Regions from separate parts of the Homo sapiens genome. Here all the other regions are linked to region 1. A link is a loop called in an ENCODE intact Hi-C map of the cell type or tissue named here. Cell type or tissue: OCI-LY7. All regions are shown on one strand.

Region 1 (5,000 bases):
AGGAGAATTGCTTGAACCCAGGAGGTGGAGGTTGCAGTGAGCCGAGATTGCGCCACCGCACTCCAGCCTGGGCGACAGAGCGAGACTCCGTCTCAAAAAATAAATAAATAAATAAAGAGTAATGCTCAGAGAAAAAGGAGAGAAAAATCTCTTCCCTTCTTTTCAATCAGGAGAATTAAGCCTCTATTTTTAATTTGTCTCTGTCCTTGAAATCCTGAGGTGGTTTTAAGGGCATAGGGCACTTACCAGAGAAGACTGGCCTGGGTGCTTGCCAGGGCCTCTTCCAACTCTGAGATCGTGAGCATCAAGGATAAGCTTTGGAGCCTATTGATAACCGCATTAGCACCACGATCAGGAATGCTGTCGCCCTAACAATAACGTTAGGACAAAGAATTCACGGTTCATGTAAAAGAGCGAATGCAAGTCAGAAACAAAAATCCACCTATGTCTGGGTCCTGGGACCTGGCTGCGGAGGGCAGCGTGGTCTGGAGAATAGGGTGCCAGCCAGGCCTGGTGTCCTGACTTCTAGACAGGACTCCAGCCTGTCTGTAAAAGTTGGTGCAGGCTGAGTGCAGTGGCTCACTCCTGAAATCCCAACACTTTGGGAGGCTGAGGCGGCCAGATCACAAGGTCAGCAGATCGAGGCCCTCCTGGCCAACATGGTGAAACCCCCTCTCCACTAAAAATACAAAATCTGGGCATGGGGGTGCATGCCTGTAATCCCAGCTACTCGGGAGGCTGAGGCAGGAGAATCGCTTGAACCAGGGAGTCGGAGGTTGCAGTGAGCCAAGATCATGCCACTGTACTCCAGTCAGGGTGACAGAGCGAGACTCCGCCTCAAAAAAAAAAAAAGAAAAAAAAAGAAAGAGATCTGGTGCAGTCCTTGGCCACCTGGACTTCAGGGTCTTGTTTCCAGATAGTGAAGATAACTGGCTCGATCCACACCTGCACCAGCATTTCGTGACTGGATCATCTCTTAGGACGGGTCAGACCACGGTGCTTCTAGACCCATCAGGGCCATTCTGCACCCAGTAATGGATATCATCATGTGGCTTTGAAATAATGAAGCAAGAGCAATAGAATCTGAACTGAAACGCAATAACTGCATGAATGAGTTTATAGTGTGGCATCTTAGAAAGCTTTCTGCTGGAGGGTTCCAAATAAGTGACGCCAAACTCAGAGGGGATCGTTCCCCGCCAGCCCTCATCGCAACAGGCAGCTGCCCCAGCACAGTCACTCCTGGAAAACACCAATGTCCCAAGGCGCGGAGTCTTTCTGCCGGGGCTGAGGTTGGGATAAAAGGACATCACAACAGTGAGTTGCCTCTACCTCGAATCAGGCTTTAATGTTTAAGAGGAAAAGAGAGAAGGTGTACATTCCCCCAGCCGCAAGGATTTTCAAAAGTAAAAACAGAATACAACAGATTCAATAGTTCCAATAAATGATTTTAAAATTCTCAGATATGCGCTCTTTGTCAGGATTCTCCAGAGAAACAGAAAACTGATTTTAAAAAAAGAAAAGAAAAGAAAGAAATTTGTGGGCCGGGCATGTTGGTGCACGCCTGTAATCCCAGCACTTTGGGAGGCTGAGGCGGGCAGATCACCTGAGGTCAGGAGTTAGAGACCAGTCTGGCCAACATGGCAAAAACCCATCTCTACTAAAAATACAAAAATTAGCCAGGTGTGGTGTTGGGCGCCTGCAGTCCCAGCTACTCAGGAGGCTTAGGCAGGGGAATCGCTTGAACCTGGAGGCAGAGGTTGCAGTGCGCCGAGATCACACCTTTGCACTCCAGCCTGGGCAACTAAAGCGAAACTCTGTCTCAAAAGAAAAAAAGAAAAGAAAGAAAGAAATTTGTGATTCTAAGAAATTGAAATTGGCTCACACAGTTACGGAGCTGACAAGTCCACCACCACCTGCAAGGTGAGTCAGCAAGCTGGGGCCCAAGAGAGCCAACGTGTAGTTCCCGTGCCAACGTAGGCAGACTCAAGACCCAGGGAGAGGTAATGTTTCAGTTCAAGTCCAAAGGCAGCAAAAAGCTGATGTTCCAGTTCGGAGGCCGTCCGGCAGGAGGGGTTCTCTCCTCCTCGGGGGAAGGGGCAGCCCTTTTGCTCTTTTCAGGGCTTCAGCTGATTGCATGAGGCCCACCCACATTCTGCTTGACTCAGTCTATTGATTCAAATATTAATCCAATCAGATCAGAGGAGGGACCTGCAGAGGCACGGCCGGCAGAGAAACTGTTGGGCTGAACTGCCAACGGAGAACGCCAGGGATCTGATTCACCAGCAGCCTTGGGGACATTCACCTCGGGCTCGACAGACTGCCAGAAACCCCCCAAGCCCCAAGGCATCCATATAACGGCCAGGTTATTTCAGATTGACACACATCCTAATGTACGAGTCAGCCCACACATCCCACAGGCGCTGAGCATCTCTTGTTTTTCACCCCAAATAAACTCTGCTGAAACTGGGGGGCCGCAGGGTGTCGAGAAAAGGGAAGAAGGGCAGAGGGCAGAAGTGGGTGGTTTGCTCTGCTCCACCCATGGGAGGCTGGTGCACACGGCTGCTTCCGAAAGGGCTTCCTGCTTTAATTGCAGTGCTGAGACACAGGTGGCTCTCACGCCCTCTAATTCAGGCAAAGCCGCCACTGGGGCCAAGGGGAGCCGGGGGACAAGCAAGCGGCCAGTTGGGAGCAATGTTCACGATAGCTCCTTGCGTGCACCAGTCCCAGAGTCTTAGAGGGAGGGATTCCTCCAGGGGGTCTGAGGCCAGAGGTTTCCACTGCTCCTGTCCTAACGATCAGGTGAGCAGCCTCCCTGGGCTCCTGGGTCTAAGGCATCGCTCAGGAGGAAGGACCTTCACCACATTTGCCAGGAAGGTCTCCTGATACCCATGAAAGGCTGCTCACCTGCTGGGAAGCTCTTTAAAAAATCCCAATGCCTGGCCTCCAGCCCCAGGAAAGCAGCTTAGAATCTGTTTGGGGGACACCAGGGGGGACTCCGAGGGGCAGCAAGGTTGACAGCCTCGACCCAGTCCAAACACAGGGCAGCTTGCCAATGAGGAAGTGAAAGTGAAGGGCCCTTGGCCCAGGTCACCCTGTGCAGCGGGCTCAGTGGCAGCCCCCTGCACCCCTGCAAAAGATATGTCCAATCCTAACCCCAGGTACCTGTGAATGTCAACTTACTTGGAAAAAGGGTCTTTTTGCAGATGTAATTTAGATGAGATCATCCTGGATTTAAGGTGAACCTAAATCCAATGACTGGCATCCTTACAAAAGGAAGGAGAGAGAGATTTGAGGTGCATGGAGGGAAGCCCTGAGAAGCCATGGAGATTGGAGTGATCCATCTACAATGAGCCCGGGATGCCAGGAAGGGCTCACCCCAGAGCCTGGGAGAGGCAGGGGACGGTTTCTCCCTCGCAGCCTCCAGAGGAAACCAGCGCTGTCAGCCCCTCGATTTCAGACCTGCAGCCTCCGAGCTGCGAGAGAGTGCAGGTCTGTTGTTCAGCCTCCCAGCCTGTGGTTCTTTGTTTGTACAGTAGCCCCAGGACGTCGGTTAGGGGTGCAGCCTTGCTCACTCTCACGGGGCCCCTCCATTGGCTCTTCTCACCATCCACTTCTGCCCTCTGCCCGTCTCCCCCCTTCTCCGCCCCTGCGAGTCCCGCCCCAGTTCCGGCAGAGTTTATTTGGGGTGAACAACAAGAGACGCTCAGTGCACGTGGGGTGTGTGGGCTGACTTGTACATTAGGATATGTGTCAATCTGAAACAACCTGGCCATTCTCTCGACGCCTTTGGGCTTGGGGGCATTTCTGACAGGTTGTGGAGCCCAAGGTGAATGTCCCCAAGGCTGTCGGTGAACTGATTCAGATCCCTGGTGGTCGCGACTGACAGTTCAGCCCCTCCCTGGTTTCTCTGCCAGCTGCGCATCTGCAGGCCCCTCCCTTAGATCTAACGCATCTGTAATGCTTTCATCTCACTGAGAACCCTCCGCCTCTGGCAGGTTAGAGTAGCACTCAGGGTTGGATGTATTATCTCACCACATCTGCTTCGGTTTCCCCTGCAGAGGCGGCTCGGCGTTGGCACTGGCGCTGGCTGGGCACAGCCCTAACTAACTTGCTTCTTTGCGATCCTTCCCCCACTTTCATTTGGAAACGTTCTCACACTCTCTGCTTCTTGTAACCTCAACAGTGGGTGATGTTGAGAAAGTGTCATTTTTGTCCCAAGGCCTTTCTCCCTGTTGGATGGTCCCAGGGCTCGGCACAGCAGCCTTAGCAGGGCGGAGAGGGAAAAGGCCAGGAGCCCAGCACCGGGTGCAGTCCAGGGTCCCAACCTAGATTCTCTGCCTGCCGCGAGTTCACGTGGGGAAGGCCAATTTGTCCTGAGGAAACCACAGCTCAAGTGCTCACCATGATGCTGATGACAGTGGCCATCAGTCCCCACTGTCCCGCTGCAGATCTTGCTGATTTTCTGATACAGAGATGACCTCAGAGCCTTTTGGGTGGAGAAGAAAGCACCCAAGATCAAAGTCAGGGCCGGCCACTGGGTGCCACTGCATAGGATTTTGCCCTGGAGATAAGTTGAGGGAAATGAGGGCGCGAGAAGACGCTGCCTCACCTGCCCCTGAGAGAGCCCCACGGGGCAGTGTTCAAGACCCCACTTCCCGCAGGGCAGGGGCTGGGGCTTGCTGGGGACGTGTGTGGGATCTGAGCACAGGGACAGCCTCCAGCCTGTAACCCGTTGCCGCTTCCTCCTTCCAGAAAAAAAACATGCCTCGCAGGGGCAGGCCCAGCCCTGTGGGGTTTCAACTTCTGAAGCAGTTCAGGCGAAAGGCCGAAAACAGGAAGTGAGACTTGGGTGGTGGGAGGAGGGTATGGGCAGGCAGGAGGGATGCTGATACAGAAAATTCACATTTGAGAAGAACCCAACATATAAGAAAGGAGAGGAAAAGAGAGAGAGAAGACACCAGCACGAACTCCCCGTGGATGTGCCGGGTTTTTCTTCAGCT
Region 2 (5,000 bases), 200 kb after region 1:
GGCCCTGCCCCTTTGCTGACCCCGGGAGTCTGCAGTGTGGACCATCCTTCTTGAGCACGTTCATCAGCGTGTGCAAAAGGTGCTCTTTGCCCAAATAAATTCGGGCACCTGCTGGACAGAACACATCTCAGCAGAGATTTTTGTTGAAGGACTTTTCGGGGCCTCTGCCGTGCCTGTGTGTGTCGTGACTCCAGAGTGGGAATCTGCAGGGTGTCACAAACTGACTTAGTCAGAGTCCGTCTCCACCCACCCGCTAGCCCCCTGAAGCCCACCCACAGCATTTTTCAGGATGGTTCTGCGGCGCATATTTTTGAAAATACGTTTGCTTTTTCCGTTAGTGGGTTTTCCCTGAGTGCTTTTAATATTGTCACGAGGCCGTGTGCCCAGCGGGAAAGATGCTCCTCCTGCTTCAACAAAAACTCCCTGAGCCTCCAGACCAGGGCTGGCTTCTGAGCACTTGAGATGTGCCTGGTCCAAATTAAGAAGCTGAAAGGGTAAAATACACACTGGATTGCTAAGGCTTAGTATGAAAAAAATTCCTTAATACTTTTTTTATATTGTATCTTTTCTTTGTTTATATTAATAGATGTTGACATAATATTTTGGGTGTACTGGATTAATAAAATGTTACTAAAATTACATATGTGAATCTGAGCAAGAATTTTTATGGCTTAAACCAAGATTGTTCTCAAGTTTATATGGAAAGGCAAAGGAACTAGAATAGAATGGCTGGAACAACGTTGCAAAAGAAGAATAAAGTGGGAGGAACCATTCTGCCCAGCTCTGAGACTTGATTAAAGCTGCAGTCATCAAGACTGCATTGACTGGGCTCCGCCGAGCGTGGTGCTGCTGGAGAGATCAGTGGACTAGAAGGGAGACCCAGGCATAGATGCACGTAAGTGTGGGCATCCGGCTTTGACAGAGGCGCAGAAGCCAGTCAGCAGTGCCGAGGCCATGGGGCGTTGTAGACAAAAAGGTGGACCTCAGCCTCAGCCTCTCAGCTTATACAAAAATTAATTCAGATTGGATAACAGATTTAAATGTAAGATGTATACTTATAAGACTTTTCTAGCTGGGCCTGGTGGCTCACGCCTGTAATCCCAGCACTTGGGAGGCCGAGGTGGATAAATGGCTTGAGCCTAGGAGTTCAAGACCAGCTTTGGCAACATGGAGAAACCCCGTCTCTACTAAAAATGCAAAATTAGCCAGGCGTGGTGGTGCATGCCTGTAATCCCAGCTACTCCAGAGGCTGAGGCAGGAGAATCACTTGAACCTGGGAGGCGGAGGTTGTGGTGAGCCGAGATCGCACCATTGGACCCCAGCCTGGGCAATAACAGTGAAACTCCACCATGTCTCAAAAAAAAAAAAAAAAAAATAGCCGGTGATGTGTGCCTGTAGTCTAACAACTCGGAAGGCTGAGGCAGGAAGATCGCTTGAGCCCTGGAGGTGGAGGTTGCAGTGAGCCGAGATCGCGCCACTGCACTCTAGCCTGGGCGACAGAGTGAGACTCCCTCTTAAAGCCTTTTCTAAGAAACGTAGGAGAAAGTCTTTGGAACCTTGGGCTTGGTGAAGAGAGGTCTTAGATGTGGTAATCACAAGCATAGTCTGTGAAAGGGAAGGTCCATCCATTTGACTTCAACAACATTAAAAACCATTGCTCTGCAGAAGACCCTTAAACTGGGAGTGGGAGGAATGGAAAGACAAGCCCCAGACAGGGAGAAAATACTTGCAAACTACATGCGACAAAGCATCTATATATACAGATAAGGAACTCTCAAGCACAACCGTAAAATAACCCTGTCAGTCCAACTAGAAAACGGGCAAGAGGGCCGGGCGCAGTGGCTCATGCCTGGAATCCCAGCACTTTGGGAGGCCGAGGCGGGTGGATCACGAGGTGAGGAGTTCGAGACCAGCCTGGCCAACATGGTGAAACCCCATCTCTACTAAAAATACAAAAATTAGCTGGGCATGGTGGTGGGCACCTGTACTCCCAGTTACTTGGAGGCTGAGGCAGGAGAATTGCTTGAACCTGGGAGGTGGAAGTTGCAGTGAGCTGAGATCATGCCACTGTACTCCAGCCTGGGTGACAGGGAGACTCCATCTCAAAAAAAAAAAAAAAAGAAAAAGAAAAAGGAAAATGGGCAAAAGATGCAGAGACCTTTTACTGAAGAGGATTTATTAATATTAATACATGTGGCCTACAAGCACGTGAAAAGATGTTCAGCGTCTTTAGCCACTAGGGAAATGCAAATTAAAACCACAAGGAGACACCACTTCACATCTGCCAGAATGACTAAAATAAAAAATAGTGACCCACCAGATGCTGGTGAGGCCGCCGAGAAACTGGATCTCTCCTGTGTCTCTGGTGGGAGGTGCAAAGTGCTGCAGCCTCTCTGGAAAACAGCCTGTCAGTTTATTCAAAAACGAAACATCCTCCTAACAGATGACCCAGTCATTGCACTCCTGGGCATTTACCTCAGAGAAATGAAAACGTATGTACAAAAAAACCTGTACACGATTGCTCCTAACAGCTTTATTTGTAACAGCCCCGTGTGGGAAAAATTGCAAGTGTCCTTCCATGAGTGAGTGAATTGCTAAACAAACGGTAATGCACTCGAATCATGGAATATTATTCAGCAATATAAAGGAATGAGCTTTTGATAGAGGCAACATCCTGGAGGGATCTCAAGGGCATTATTTCAGTTAGAAAAAGCCAATCTCAAAGGTCACAGGCTGTCTGATTTCATTTATATGACATTCTTTTTTTTTTTTTTTTTGAGACAATGTTGCCCAGGCTGCAGTGGATCTCGTCTCACTGCAGCATCCACCTCCCAGGTTCAAGTGATTCTCCTGCCTCAGCCTCCCAAGTAGCTGGGATTACAGGCGCCCACCACCACACCTGGCTAATTTTTGTATTTTTAGTGGAGATGGGGTTTTGCCATGTTGGCCAGGCTGGTCTTGAACTCCTGACCTCAGGTGATTCACCTGCCTTGGCCTCCCAAACTGCTGGGATTACAAGCATGAGCCACTGTGCCAGCCTATGTGACATTCTTGAAATGACAAAATTGTACAGATGGAGAAGATTTTCTCCAGACATGTGTCTTTTAAAATCATGAAGCTTTCATTTCCTAATATTTCAAAACCAGTAGCTTTTTCTAAACCTCCTCAGCCTTTGCAGATCATATTAATAAATAATCCTCAAAACGGTTTTTCAAGCTGGGCACAACGGCTGTACTCCCAGCTATGCGGAGGCTGCGGCAGGAGGGTCGCTTGTGCCCAGGAGTTTGAGGCTGTAGTGCGCTATGTTCACGCCTGTGAAAAACCACTGCGCTCCAGCCTGGGCAACATAGTGAGACTCTGTCTCTTCAACATGTATGTTTCACCTGTTCTGCTGAAGTGTGTAGAGCCTCAGCTTGCTTTCCTTTCACTGCTTTCAGGACCCTTTGCACAAAACTTTTCCTGGGGGAACCAGGAAAATCTGCCCCCAGCCCTGGGGAAGATTGCGAACGGAGGAGGTCAGGGCTAGAGTAGAAAGGAGTTGCATCTTAACTCCTTTTGGTGTTACGAAGTTTGACTACCGGCGCAGCAGAGGCCCCTGAGTGGCTGCCTTCTGCAGGGTCACTCTGTGTGTGAATAGAAAATCTGTGCAAAACTCAGATAGTCAGTGAGGTTTCTGGGCTTTCTGGGCTGAGGGTGTCGGGCATCTCCCCACATCTCAGAGCTCAGCACAGAAAGGAGTCCCTGCTCCCTTAGCCCTGTCTGGGGAGGTCACCCTGCTAGGCGAGCAGGTTGTGGTTGAACCCATCCACCCATCTGGTAACAACAGAAAGTTCGGATTCCTTGTTCTAGACCTTTCCCTGTTTGTACTGAGAAGGGAGTGAGTAGGGTCTCCCCAGGGAGTGGAGGTGTTGTGGCGTCTCCCCAGGAATCAAGATGCGGGTCAGGTGGTCCAGCCGGATCTGGGCTCTACCAGCCCTCTCTGGCTTCCCCTGTGCAGGCCCCGGTCGCACCCTCTGTTGTGTAGTGTGTGTGGAAGGGGGGAAGCGTTGTGCTCGTTCTGCTGCCCCAAATGAACAGCCCCTTCAACACCAGCTGGCCATGTTAGGTGTCCCACGAATATCTGGACAAGAAATGGACTTCGTTTTGTTTGAGCTGATAAGATGGTCTTGTGGGTGCCAGGCTGCAGATTCCAAGAACAGCATTGTTGGCTTGCAAGATTTCTTCAGTAGCACAGGCTTTGTTTGAACTTTCTTTCAAGTACGTGAACCAGGAACCCCATACACAGGCTTAGTGTCAAGTGGAGGGAAGGCAGCGGCCTGGCCAAAGCCAGACCAGGGTGGTCCCTGGAGGCCACTAAGGAGAGAGACCCCAGGCCGGGGCCACCTCCTGTCATGGACGGGGGATGGCAGAGGCCAAGCGCAGGTCATTGTGGTAGCATTGGAACCTTGCTAGGTGCTTTGTAAATATCGAAAACAATAATATAAAAGTTTAAAATCCCTTTTTATATGGAACATGTAAAATTTCTCCTCCAGATCTTAGTGCTAATCTGACTAAACTTCTGAACTTTCTTGGCGTAACTTGTGCAAATGAAACATTTGGAACTTTCCAACCACTCTTAATTATCTGGAGGTGAAGAAGGTGTCAGGTCAAAAGATTTATCAGGGCTCTCTTATACATAGGGTGCTACATACAAAATACATAAGAATTGAACAAAAGGAGTGAGTGGAAAAGTCACTTTTAAGCTTCTGTCTTTCATGGTTAAAGATCTAGTAGAGGCTGGGCGTGGGGTCTCATACCTGTAATCCAAAATGGGAGGCTGAAGCAGGAGGATTGCTTGAGGCCAGGAGTTTGAGACCAGTCTGGCCAACATAGTGAGACCAAATCTCTACAAAAAATTAAAAAATTAGCTGGGCATGGTGGTGCGTGCCTGTAGTCCCAGCTACTTGAGAGGCTGAAGCTGGAGGATCGCAGGAGGTCACGAGTTTGAGGCTATAGTGAGC
Region 3 (5,000 bases), 54 kb before region 1:
CAGGTTTACTGCAGAACATGGATAAGAACCAGAAAAGCGTGGCCAGGGGCAAGTTAGCATGTGGACGTATTTCCTTCCAGCCTTTTAAAATGCAGGCATGCTCTGAGAGCATAGCTTGCCTCTGCCACCAACTAGCTCCATGCAAATCCACAAACCGCTATTCTCATCATTGCATAACAGCCCGGGGCGGGGACACCTGGTAACTTAGCACCTTCTTTGTTACTGGATGATTGGTGATTTCCAACTCTTTGGCTTTTAAAGTAACACTGAAGATGAACATCTTTGTATTTAAACTACGGTCCAAACAGATCAAATTCCTTAGGACAAAGTCGTAGAGCTGATATTTCAGAATCCAAGTGGATGGCCACTTTGAAAGCGTTTGATTTATGTCACCAAACTGGTTTCCAGGAAGCATGAGCAAATCCTTCTGCCACCAGCAATCTGTGCAAACACCTGCCTCACTACACTTTCACCAGTATTCATGTCAGCAGTAAAGAGACCTTTTGTTTGCAATTTGATGGGCAAACAGTGCAATGCATTCTAATGGGGATGTCTTGGGTTACCACATCTTTGTTAGTCATTCATATTTCTTCTTTTATACCTTGTCTGTGTAGAGCTTTCGTGCATTTATCCATCAGGTTCTTAATATTTATCTATTTGTATGATCTCTCTATATATTTGGGATACTAACACTTCACCAAATTATTGAAAAATTTTTTGTTTACTTTGCGTTAAAATGGTGCCTTTATTTTGATTTATCTCTGCATGCAGTCAGCATCTCATCGTTTTCCTCTAAAAATCGTATTTTCTTTAGGAAGTCCTTCTTATTCTAAAAATCAAAAAATTAATATGAATCTCCAATTTTTAAAAAGTCTTTTGTTTCTGATACATGTAACTATAAGCCATTCATCATTTATGTTCAAGTATGATAGGAGAAAAGAATCTGAATTGTCTTTTTCTCCCTGCTTTTCTCGTTAATTATCTTTACTGGGATCTCCTTGGGAACTATGCTTGGGGGAGAGTCTGGCTGCAGAGAGGGATGCATCTGCCCTCAGCCCATGGAAACAAGCAGCGAGGGGGCAGTCGACCCGGAAAGAAAGCAGCACCCCTGGGGATCTGCAGGTTCACCCAAAGATGTTTTCAACACTTCAACCTTTACACAATTATAATCACAATAAGAGGGACAGACAGGGTCCTATCTATTTCACATCTTCATCTAATTCTGGGGGAAGAAGGACCACATGGGCACAACACGACATCTTTCAAAAGCGAAGGGTGGTGGCTGCCCTCTGGCTGCCTCTGGTTCCAGAACACGGGAGAGGCTCCATCCCAGCCTCTCGTACCCTGTATGAAGGTGTCGCCTCTGATCACCTCCAGCAGAGGCACGGTCTGGAAGGCGGTGAGAAATGCAGCTGACACCTCCTGGACATCCACATCTGCGATTATCAGCAAGTGAAACTCCACCACGATGCTGCCGTTGGTGACGCTGACGACTTCCATCCTGACCCCACCAGCGTCCATGTGCTGACACATGGTGGCTGGCAGGGAGCCCCGCACCTGCGGGGAAAGAGGCCATGTGAGGAGGTCCCCACGCTGAGAGGAAACAGATGCCCGTCTCAAGGCGGTTCCTCCTGCCAGTCTGCCCAGCAGCAGGGCTGGCCCGTGGCACAAAGTAAAAGCCACAGGTTGGTTCTGGGCCCCTTTCCTGTCTGCTGTGTTTTCAAGCCCAGCACAAACGCCTGGGAGTGTCTGTGATATGAGAAGAGCCCTTGTTTCCCCCCCCAAACCAGTAAACGGCTTCAGAAAGATGCCTGTGGGGCGAGGGTGGGACTTGGGGGCACAGGCAGAGACCCTACCTCATGGGGCTTAAAATTTGCTGGGGGCTCACAAGGGCTTCTAGAACCTAATACTCCTGGTTTGCAGCCACCGAGGGCAGGGGGCTGAGTGCAGGGTCGTGGGGAGGGAGACCACTTCCCGCTGCCTTCTCTGGAACAGCTCTTTTGCTCCTGGCACTGCAGAACATGTCCCCTTTCATTCTTCCTCCCTACCTCTCCCCAGACTGCTTCCTGTGAGCATTTCCAACTTCCCCATTAGGACAGGGGGTTCCTGCCCCCGAACGCCCTGCTTTCTACTCTGTCTCTTTGGACACAGTCACACACCACACGCTATATGATTGATTCCATGCTAACCCATCATGGTCAAAGCACTCAGAAAGGCAAACAATCTTATAATGAGCTTCAATCATCCTCAGTGCAAACCTCCTATGGGTACTTCCAGGGTTTGTCCTCACAGGTGCGATGGCTCAAGGCCTGGGTCATGGACTCACTTCCCGGCTTCTGGGCCACCAAGGTGAACAGATCCATTGTCCCTCTCAGAGCCTGTGGACCCCAGGGAGACCACAGCTGCCCTTGGTTGGCTCAGTAGATGACTGTTGTCGTGACCATCTTCACAATCAGTTCTTCCCTCTCTCTTTCTCTCAGAGGAATCTGGCATAGTCTTGGATTAATGTGACTTTTAGCTGCATTTCAAACCAACCTCTAAGCAAACTTCCAGGCCCCTTGCTAGGAAGTGGTGAAGAGCCAGGGACCAAGCCATGCAGCCAACACCTCCTGACATCCACGTCTGCGGTTATCAGCAAGTGAAACCCCCGAAATTTCTCTTAACATCCTACTTCTGTGATTAAGTTGTATAATTATTTGCTGTCCTGAAATTCTAGGCAAACAGAAAAACAACACCCCAAAAATGGGCAAAGGAAGAAATGGTTCAAAGAGGAAAGATTAATCAAGAAACTCGGGAAGGAAACGGAGCTGCCTCTTTTGACCACTCGAGCCAGGTGGAAGGATTCAGTGTTTGTTGTTTAATATTCTAACTACTATTTAACCTTATCAATGAAATCACATTATTAATCAAACCGTCAACAACTGTTGAATGCACAAACCAGGAGCAGGGAATGAGCTAGGCCGTTCCCAAAGGCTGTCGAATCTTCTCATCTGTGGGGGAAGCGCTGGGGTTTGCAGCCCTGCTACGGTATTACCACGACAGGCCACTAGGTGGCAATGTCAAACCCTCTCTGTGCTGAGCTCAGACTCAGGAAATCTACAATGTGAGATTCCGTGCAAACAAAATCACTAGATTATGACAAGGGCACTCCCTATACCTCAAAAAGTCCACAAGAAGGCATGTCACTAAATGGTAACAGATAGCATCCTGGAGAATGCTGAGGGGATGGCAGGGAGGAATGCAGGAAAGAGCAGGAAAAGAACTTTCTCTGAGGCAGGGGCATTGCAGCACTATTTATAACAGACAGAAGGCGGGAGCCGCCCAGTGCGCTCGGTGAATGAATGGATGAGACTGCATGGGTTATGCCCCAGCCATAACAAGGAATCCAGTGCTGACACATGCTGCCACGTGGATGAAACCAGAAAACCTCATTTTAACTGAAAGAAGCCAGACACAAAAAGTCACATATTGTATGATTCTGTTTCTGTGAAATGTCCACAATGGGCAAATCTATAGAGACAAAAAGCAGATAAGTGATTACCAGGAGCTGGAGGAAGTGGCGAGAGGGAGTGACTTTTTTTTTTCTGTTTTTGAGATGGGGTCTTGCTCTGTCACCTAGGCTGGAGTGCAGTGGCAAGATCTCAGCTCACTGCAACCTCTGCCTCCTGGTTTCAAGCGATTCTCCTGCCTCAGCCTCCTGAGTACCTCGGATTACAGGCACCCGCCACCACATCCGGCTAATTTTTGTATTTTTAGTAGAGATGGGGTTTCGCCATGTTGGCCAGGCTAGTCTAGAACTCCTGACCTCAGGCGATCCACCCACCTCAGCCTCCCAAAGTGCTAGGATTATAGACATGAGCCACCATGCCCAGCTGCGAGTGACTTCTAATGGGTATAAGGTTTCTTTTTGGGTGATGAAAATGTTCTGGAATTAGTAGTGATGGTTGCACAATTTTGCAAAATAGTCTAAACCACTGAATTGTACAGTTTAAAAGTAGATTTTATGGTCTGTGAAATAAATCTCATTTTTTACAGGTTTAAAAAAAAAAAACCGTGGAGGGACTTTCTGCTTCATAGGTTCCACAACTGAAAAACAGGTTTCACTGGACAGAAAGTGAAGTGTGAAGTAAGGATGCAGCAGAGGAAGAGTTGTGCCTCCTGTCTGCTAACCGTGTCTTCGCCGGGGCAGATCCAGGGACACTCAGGGAGTCAGGCCAGAGCTTAACGTCCTGGCTTCCTTCAGAAATGAGGAGCTCATAGGACCTATAGGTCAAATTCCTAGTTGGATGAGACTAGAATTCTTTTTTTTTTTTTCCCACAGGGTTTCACTCTGTTGTCCAGGCTAGAGTGCAGTGGCACGATCTCGGCTTACTGCAACCTCTGCCTCCTGGGTTCAAGAGATTCTCCTGCCTTAGCCTGCTGAGTAGCTGAGGTCACAAACATGCGCCACCATGACAGGCTCATTTTTTGTATTTTTTTTTTTTTTTTTTTTTTTGGTGGAGATGGGGTTTTGCCATGTTGCCCAGGCTGGTCTTGAACTCCTGAGCTCAGGCAATCTGCCCGCCTCTGCCTCCCAAAGTGCTAGGATTACAGGGGTGAGCCACCGTGCCTAACCTAGAATTCTATCAGCCTTCCACCCTTTCCCTCCTGAAAGGAATTAAGGGCTGATATCACCAACTCACCATCCTGAAGAATAGTTCTAGGAAATCTCGATACTCCTGGCTGCTTGCGTTGCGAAAGGATTCTGAGTACCTGACATTTTTGATTCTGACCTTTCCAATGAGCTTCCGGGCTGCTGCAGGATGGAGGATAAGCACATTTGGAATTGGTGCTGTATTAGATAACAGACTAACATTTCAATATTAATAAATGTATTTTCATGTCCAGGAAGAGCATCACACCAAAGCCAACCCGTGTTCTAGAAAGAAGGAATAGTGCCAGGGCTCAGGGACACAGCCCATCAGATTCCAGAGGACACAGAACACAGCCTGAACACAGTG
Region 4 (5,000 bases), 170 kb before region 1:
GCGGATACTCAAACACAGTACAGCTGATGGAAATGATGTTTGTTATCACACTTTTGGGTTCACACACACAAAACTGTAATAGATGCCCTGGAAAACACTCCGTAAAGTTCAGCTGTCATCTGTCCTTGCCTCTAACCTGCCTAGGGTAGAAGTGACTCGGCAGGCAGCCGGGAAGCGTGACCTTGCCGCATGATCTCCGGATTCCAGCCGGCTTAGCGGAGCCAACGCTGCAGATTCCCAAGGGCAATTCCAAGGTTCCAAACCCCACCCTGGCCACTTTTCAGTGCTGACCCCAGAGAAGGCTCAGACATGCTTGGATCAACCCCAGGAGGCCCTGGCTCCCTTACAGCTTCACCCCACACTGTCAGCTAAAAACAAAACCAGCACGTTTTATAAGGAATCAAAAATCAACTGTCTCCTAGGAAAATTGTGCCACCTGAAGTAAAGACCTGTAAATCAAAAATAAAATTCAAAGGCCCCCTGAACCATGGGGATGGACTCCCTCCTTGGCCAGGGCACTCTAAAATTTCCCCTGAAAGACTGGTTCAGGCCATGACGGGAAGTGGCGGTCCGTCTGACATGCCTTATCGTAGCCTGTAACATTAACATCAACACAGACCTTAAGTCTGATACGAAGCATTTACAGTCTGTTCTCTCTCAAGCCTGCTGCCTGGAGGCCTCATCCGCATGATACAACCTAGGTCCCCACAGCCCCGTATCGTAACCCAGACATCCCTTTCTATCGATAATAACTTAACCAATTAGAAAAAAATTTAAATTTACCTATAACCTGGAAGTCCCCCTTTGGGCTGTCCCACCTTTCTAGACGGAACCAATGTACATCTTAAATATTGATCACTGTCTTACGTCTCCCTAAAAGTATGAAACCAAGCTGTTCCCGACCCCTTTGGGCACGTGTTCTCCTGGTCTCCTGAGGCTGTGTCACGGGCCATGGTCACTCAGGATAAATCTCTTTAAATGTTTTAGTTTGACTCTTTTCGTGGACACACCTCTCTGATTTAAACTGGAGTCTGGAAGATTCCCGCAGTCCCCCGACGCAGCTGAAGCCACAGGGGCGCAGACTCCACACACCCGCGGGCCGTTCCCCTGCGGACACCACACCAGCATTTGAGCGCCATTTCCATTCCCGGGGTCTCCCAGTCACCGCTCAAGCCTGAATGGAGCGCAGGCCGCCCCGGGTGGCAACACCTCCACCCTCAGGTCCACACTGGCGACCCTTCCTACTGCCAGCGCTCTCAGGCTTCCTGGACCGGTGTTCCTGGACCTGGGGAGGAGAACACCAGCACGCGCGGGGCGCCGGGATTTGCATGGCCCGGGTGATCCCCTATGCATAGGGCCGCCCCTGTCCCAGGGAGGCTGCGACCCCGCTCGGGGCTGCAGCTGCCTCCTCGCGCTTGGCAACAGCGCGGGGCGCCCGCAGCCAATCGCGCCGCTCCCCGCGCCGCCGCTCCGCCGCGGAGGTTACTAGCGAGCGTTGACCGGTAGTAACCCCGGCGCGGGCGGTGGCGGCGGATGGGCGGGCGCTGCACACGCGCGGCAGCGCGCACCCGCCCCGCCCGCACCTGCGCGCGCGAGGGGCTCCGGCAGCGCTGTTTTCTCCCGGGCGTTGAGCTCGGGCAAGAGCGCGAACGTCACCCTGCGTCCACAGGCCTGCAGAGTCAGCACCTGCACCAGCCAGAGAAAGGACGGGCTTTTTTACTCAGTATGGAGAGCCTGCGTTAGAGCTGACACTTAGTGGGCAGAGCCCGGCCTTCCGGGAGCCTGCACATCACCACGGGCCAGGATGAATCCCGCCCTGGGAGGGAACGTCTGGGTGGAGGCCAGGTGGCCTGATAACCCCAGGGCCAGGGTGGGCAGAGGTGTCCAGTGCAGCCCCCAGCCAGGTGCGGGGAGCTCCAGACAAAGGACAGAGGCCAAAGATGCCCCCATACCTGCATCCATGAAAGAATTCCCGGAACACGTGCCCCAGGAGGAGGAGAGGCCTTTTGTAGCTCCTCATTGTCAGCAGGGTTTGGGGTTTATGTCTTGGGTAAGGAAAACTCAACCCAGCTTATTTTATTATCTGGGTCTGAGCGATTGCAAAGAGATGAGTTCTCAGTGGCGCTTATAGAGGCAGGGAGTTGGGACTCCAGGTGTTAAGTCCAGTCCTGGACCTGCCCCCTACCTGCCAGCGGTCCTGGGCAGGCCCTCGTTCCCCCTCCACCCTCCTTCCCTTCTGGAGAAGATGCCCATACTGATGTGTGTCCCATGCTGCTCCCCAAAGGCTTAATGAGGCAAAGCGCCAAATAAAGCAAACACGATTTGCTCAGTAAACACCAGTTATTTTTAATTAAAACAACAACAACAAAAAAAAACACTTCTCCCAAAACAGTGGGAGGAGAGAAATAACAACTGAGAAATCCCATAAAAACTCCTGCCAAAAGGTTCACTTTCAAGACAGGCAGTTGAGATATCAGAGAGGGGGACTTTTTTGGTTGGAAGGCACCAAGTTGCCTTATAACAGTAAAAGAAACAGAAAGAACGTGACTCAGGTTCTGCCCTTCCAGCGGGTTCCACCCTTATCAGTTTACAGACAGCAAGAACCTTCCAGCAGGGGCGCCTGCCCACTGACCTGCACCCTGCGGATGCCGCAGTGATGCCCACCTCCCAAAGCAGGACTCTGACCTCATTTCCTGCAAGGGCCATGTGCTTCTTATTTCCTCCTCTCAAGGTAGCTCTGGATTGTAATGTATTTGGTTATTGTTCTGTACTTGGCTGGGCTTTTCCCCTTGATTTGTGAGCTTATTTCAAGACCAAGATTAACTTGGTCTACGGAGTTTCAAAAAACAGAACCTGGATCCACAAATGAACATTGCTCAAATACAGATTGCAGCTCAACAGACAGAAGCATTTTCTAAGAATGAGGGTTGTGCAAACATAGCCCGGCTGCCTGGGAGGTGTCAGTTCCTGGTTGCTGGAAGTGCTCAGACAGAAGCTGGCTGTCCCTTGTCAGAAATGGTGCAAGAAGGCTCCCTCCACGGGGCAGGAGGGCGGGCTACGGCAGCACGACTCCTTTTGGCTCCAAGATTTGGACTCTAAATATAGGTCTCAGCTGGATGTAATCACAGCCCTGAAGTCACCCTGGTGTGTCTTACTTTTGACACCAAATGCCATTTACCCCACAGAGCACGGAGGTGACAAACAGCACACAGCTGACAAAGTGGGAAGTGAAACTCTTGGCTGCAGGTCAGACTGGATCCCTGCAGGCCCACCCGCCACCACTCATGACTGAAAACCCATCTTTTTGCGTTTTTTCACAATGTGAGCAAAAACAGTCGGCACTGGGTACATTGTATTTGAGAGTAAGTTTCCTATGCAGGTGTTGGAACTTCATCAACTGAGTTTGATGAATGCACCTCCATGACAAATCCCTAGTTTTACGGTTTAGTCCTTCAGGATATATTTAATCTGACCCACATGGTTTTCTTTGTTCATAGCTAATCTGTTGATTCTAGAACTGAACTCAGAAAGAGCAGGTGTATGGTTACTAAACATTTTTCTTCCTGCCAATTTATAAACAAAAGAAACGGTGTCATGTTCAGCAAAATGTCACCTTTGGTGATTTCTTGGACTGGTGGATTAGGTTCTGGTTTATAGGGAGGGCCTCCATTTGAGAACGTGAACTTTTCAAGATACAAGCCTATTCAAGGCAGTAGAGGAAGGCAGGGGGGCACCCACCATGCAGGTGAAAACGATTGTGGTAAGAACATCCTCCAGCAGTTAAACAGTGACACCAACCCCCACGGAGCAGAGCACAGTCCTACAGAGTTGCACTGAAGGGGCCAGATGGTTCAAGAACAGGAGCACTCTCTGGGAAAATGACAAAGTATTAACATGTCCAAATAAAGAACCTGCCAATCTGAGGGTGGCAAAGAGAAAAGCAGACCCCAAGGCCAATGTTGGCAGAGCCATCTGAGCCTTGTCCAGGGAGGCTGCCACCGCTAACAACGCCACACTAAGGAGTCACACACCCAGATCCCAGGCCCAAGCTGGTGAGGGTTTGGTTTCCCTTGCAACGTGCTCACAGGGAGAAAATGTGCTGGCTGGAGGGGAGCATCTAGACCCCTTGGATATGAAGCCTGTCCAAGAAAGTAGCAAACCCCTTTGGTCTTGCACATGGCGGCTAAACATTCAACTCTCATGAATCTGCTGTGAGAGTTGGTCCATTCTCAAAATTTTTTCAAAGCCTCTTTGGGGCCCTGTAAGGCAGAGGGGTCAGAACTGTTCCAGAAGACCTCATCACCAAAGGAGTGCTACCCCTCAGGGCCTGAGTGGTAGCCCACCCACCTGGGGGCCACTGAGAACCTAGGAACTGGCCCCAGCGGGGAAGAGAAGGGTTCTCCAGTCCTCTGAATTCTCCAAGGCAGACTCTTTGTCAATGCCCCAGCCTCAAGCAAGCCATCCCTGCAAGTGGCCTGGGGCCACGACACTGCACCAGGGGTCAGCTGTCACCTCCATTAAAGGCAAAGGACTAAAAGAAATGTCCTGTGGGCCCACAAGAAAGCCCACTTTAGCACAACAGCCTCAAAGAAGCACAAAAGTAACTCACTTATGCTAGGGAACTATCCATCCCCCTTCAGCCTGAGCATCTGCCCCTCTCAAAACCCCTAGCCACAGGATCTCCACACTCTGCCTTTAACCGGGCTGCCTCCCCTCCCTGTTCTAGCAGGTTGGATCAAGTCACTAGCACTTGGTTGGAATCCAGTCTTCCCTTAATGGAATTCCTGAAAGGATTTATTCATGATGCCTTCCATGCACTTTAGCTGGCCTGTCATTACAGGCCTTGTGAAATGGCTATAGAAATTAAGAGAAAGCAACCCCGAATTTGAGAAAGGTGTCCAAATGCATTTTTATAGCGTAGAAGCAAACCAATACAGATAATCTGACTTGGCGCTGCCCGGAATATTTAACCCCTTCCTGGTTTTTGGCAAGGATGAGCC

What was found. A loop is a pair of places that touch in the nucleus more often than their neighbours do. Peaks named below come from ENCODE experiments on the same cell type or tissue, not always from the same donor. Only the 100,000 strongest peaks of a DNase experiment are listed, where the experiment ranks them.
Region 2: a loop joins it to region 1, with 6 times the contacts of the local background. A loop is called at or near these places in 11 of 110 quality-filtered maps.
Region 3: a loop joins it to region 1, with 4 times the contacts of the local background. A loop is called at or near these places in 14 of 110 quality-filtered maps.
Region 4: a loop joins it to region 1, with 5 times the contacts of the local background. A loop is called at or near these places in 8 of 110 quality-filtered maps.

What each region holds. Positions count from the first base shown.
Region 1 is chr21:42,061,395-42,066,394 of GRCh38, reverse strand. It overlaps a transcript of UMODL1 not described here. Among named protein-coding and RNA genes, the nearest start is that of UMODL1, 7.4 kb to the left of the region's middle. RefSeq lists enhancers at 2,228-2,297, 3,248-3,357, 3,728-3,897, 4,878-5,000. In OCI-LY7, a CTCF peak has its summit at 2,469; DNase peaks (open chromatin) are centred at 2,584, 3,634, 3,974, 4,804 and 4 weaker places; H3K4me3 peaks cover 5,000 bases; H3K27ac peaks cover 5,000 bases.
Region 2 is chr21:41,865,815-41,870,814 of GRCh38, reverse strand. All of the region lies in intron 1 of PRDM15 (PR/SET domain 15), which reads left to right. Among named protein-coding and RNA genes, the nearest start is that of PRDM15, 11 kb to the left of the region's middle. In OCI-LY7, no CTCF peak of the experiment used is centred here; DNase peaks (open chromatin) are centred at 864, 1,414, 2,314, 3,884 and 2 weaker places; H3K4me3 peaks cover 4,391 bases; H3K27ac peaks cover 5,000 bases.
Region 3 is chr21:42,115,668-42,120,667 of GRCh38, reverse strand. UMODL1 (uromodulin like 1) reads right to left here. Exons shown (of 23, transcript NM_001004416.3): 14 at 4,683-4,795; 15 at 1,344-1,557. Among named protein-coding and RNA genes, the nearest start is that of UMODL1-AS1, 9.6 kb to the right of the region's middle. RefSeq lists an enhancer at 1-659. In OCI-LY7, CTCF peaks have their summits at 2,837 and 3,047 (motif pointing right); DNase peaks (open chromatin) are centred at 147, 437, 1,687, 3,067 and 1 weaker place; H3K4me3 peaks cover 2,457 bases; H3K27ac peaks cover 3,461 bases.
Region 4 is chr21:42,231,399-42,236,398 of GRCh38, reverse strand. All of the region lies in intron 2 of ABCG1 (ATP binding cassette subfamily G member 1), which reads right to left. Among named protein-coding and RNA genes, the nearest start is that of ABCG1, 15 kb to the right of the region's middle. RefSeq lists silencers at 1,403-1,472, 1,483-1,682. In OCI-LY7, CTCF peaks have their summits at 1,328, 2,426 and 2,633; DNase peaks (open chromatin) are centred at 1,508, 2,658, 3,208 and 3,748; H3K4me3 peaks cover 4,618 bases; H3K27ac peaks cover 5,000 bases.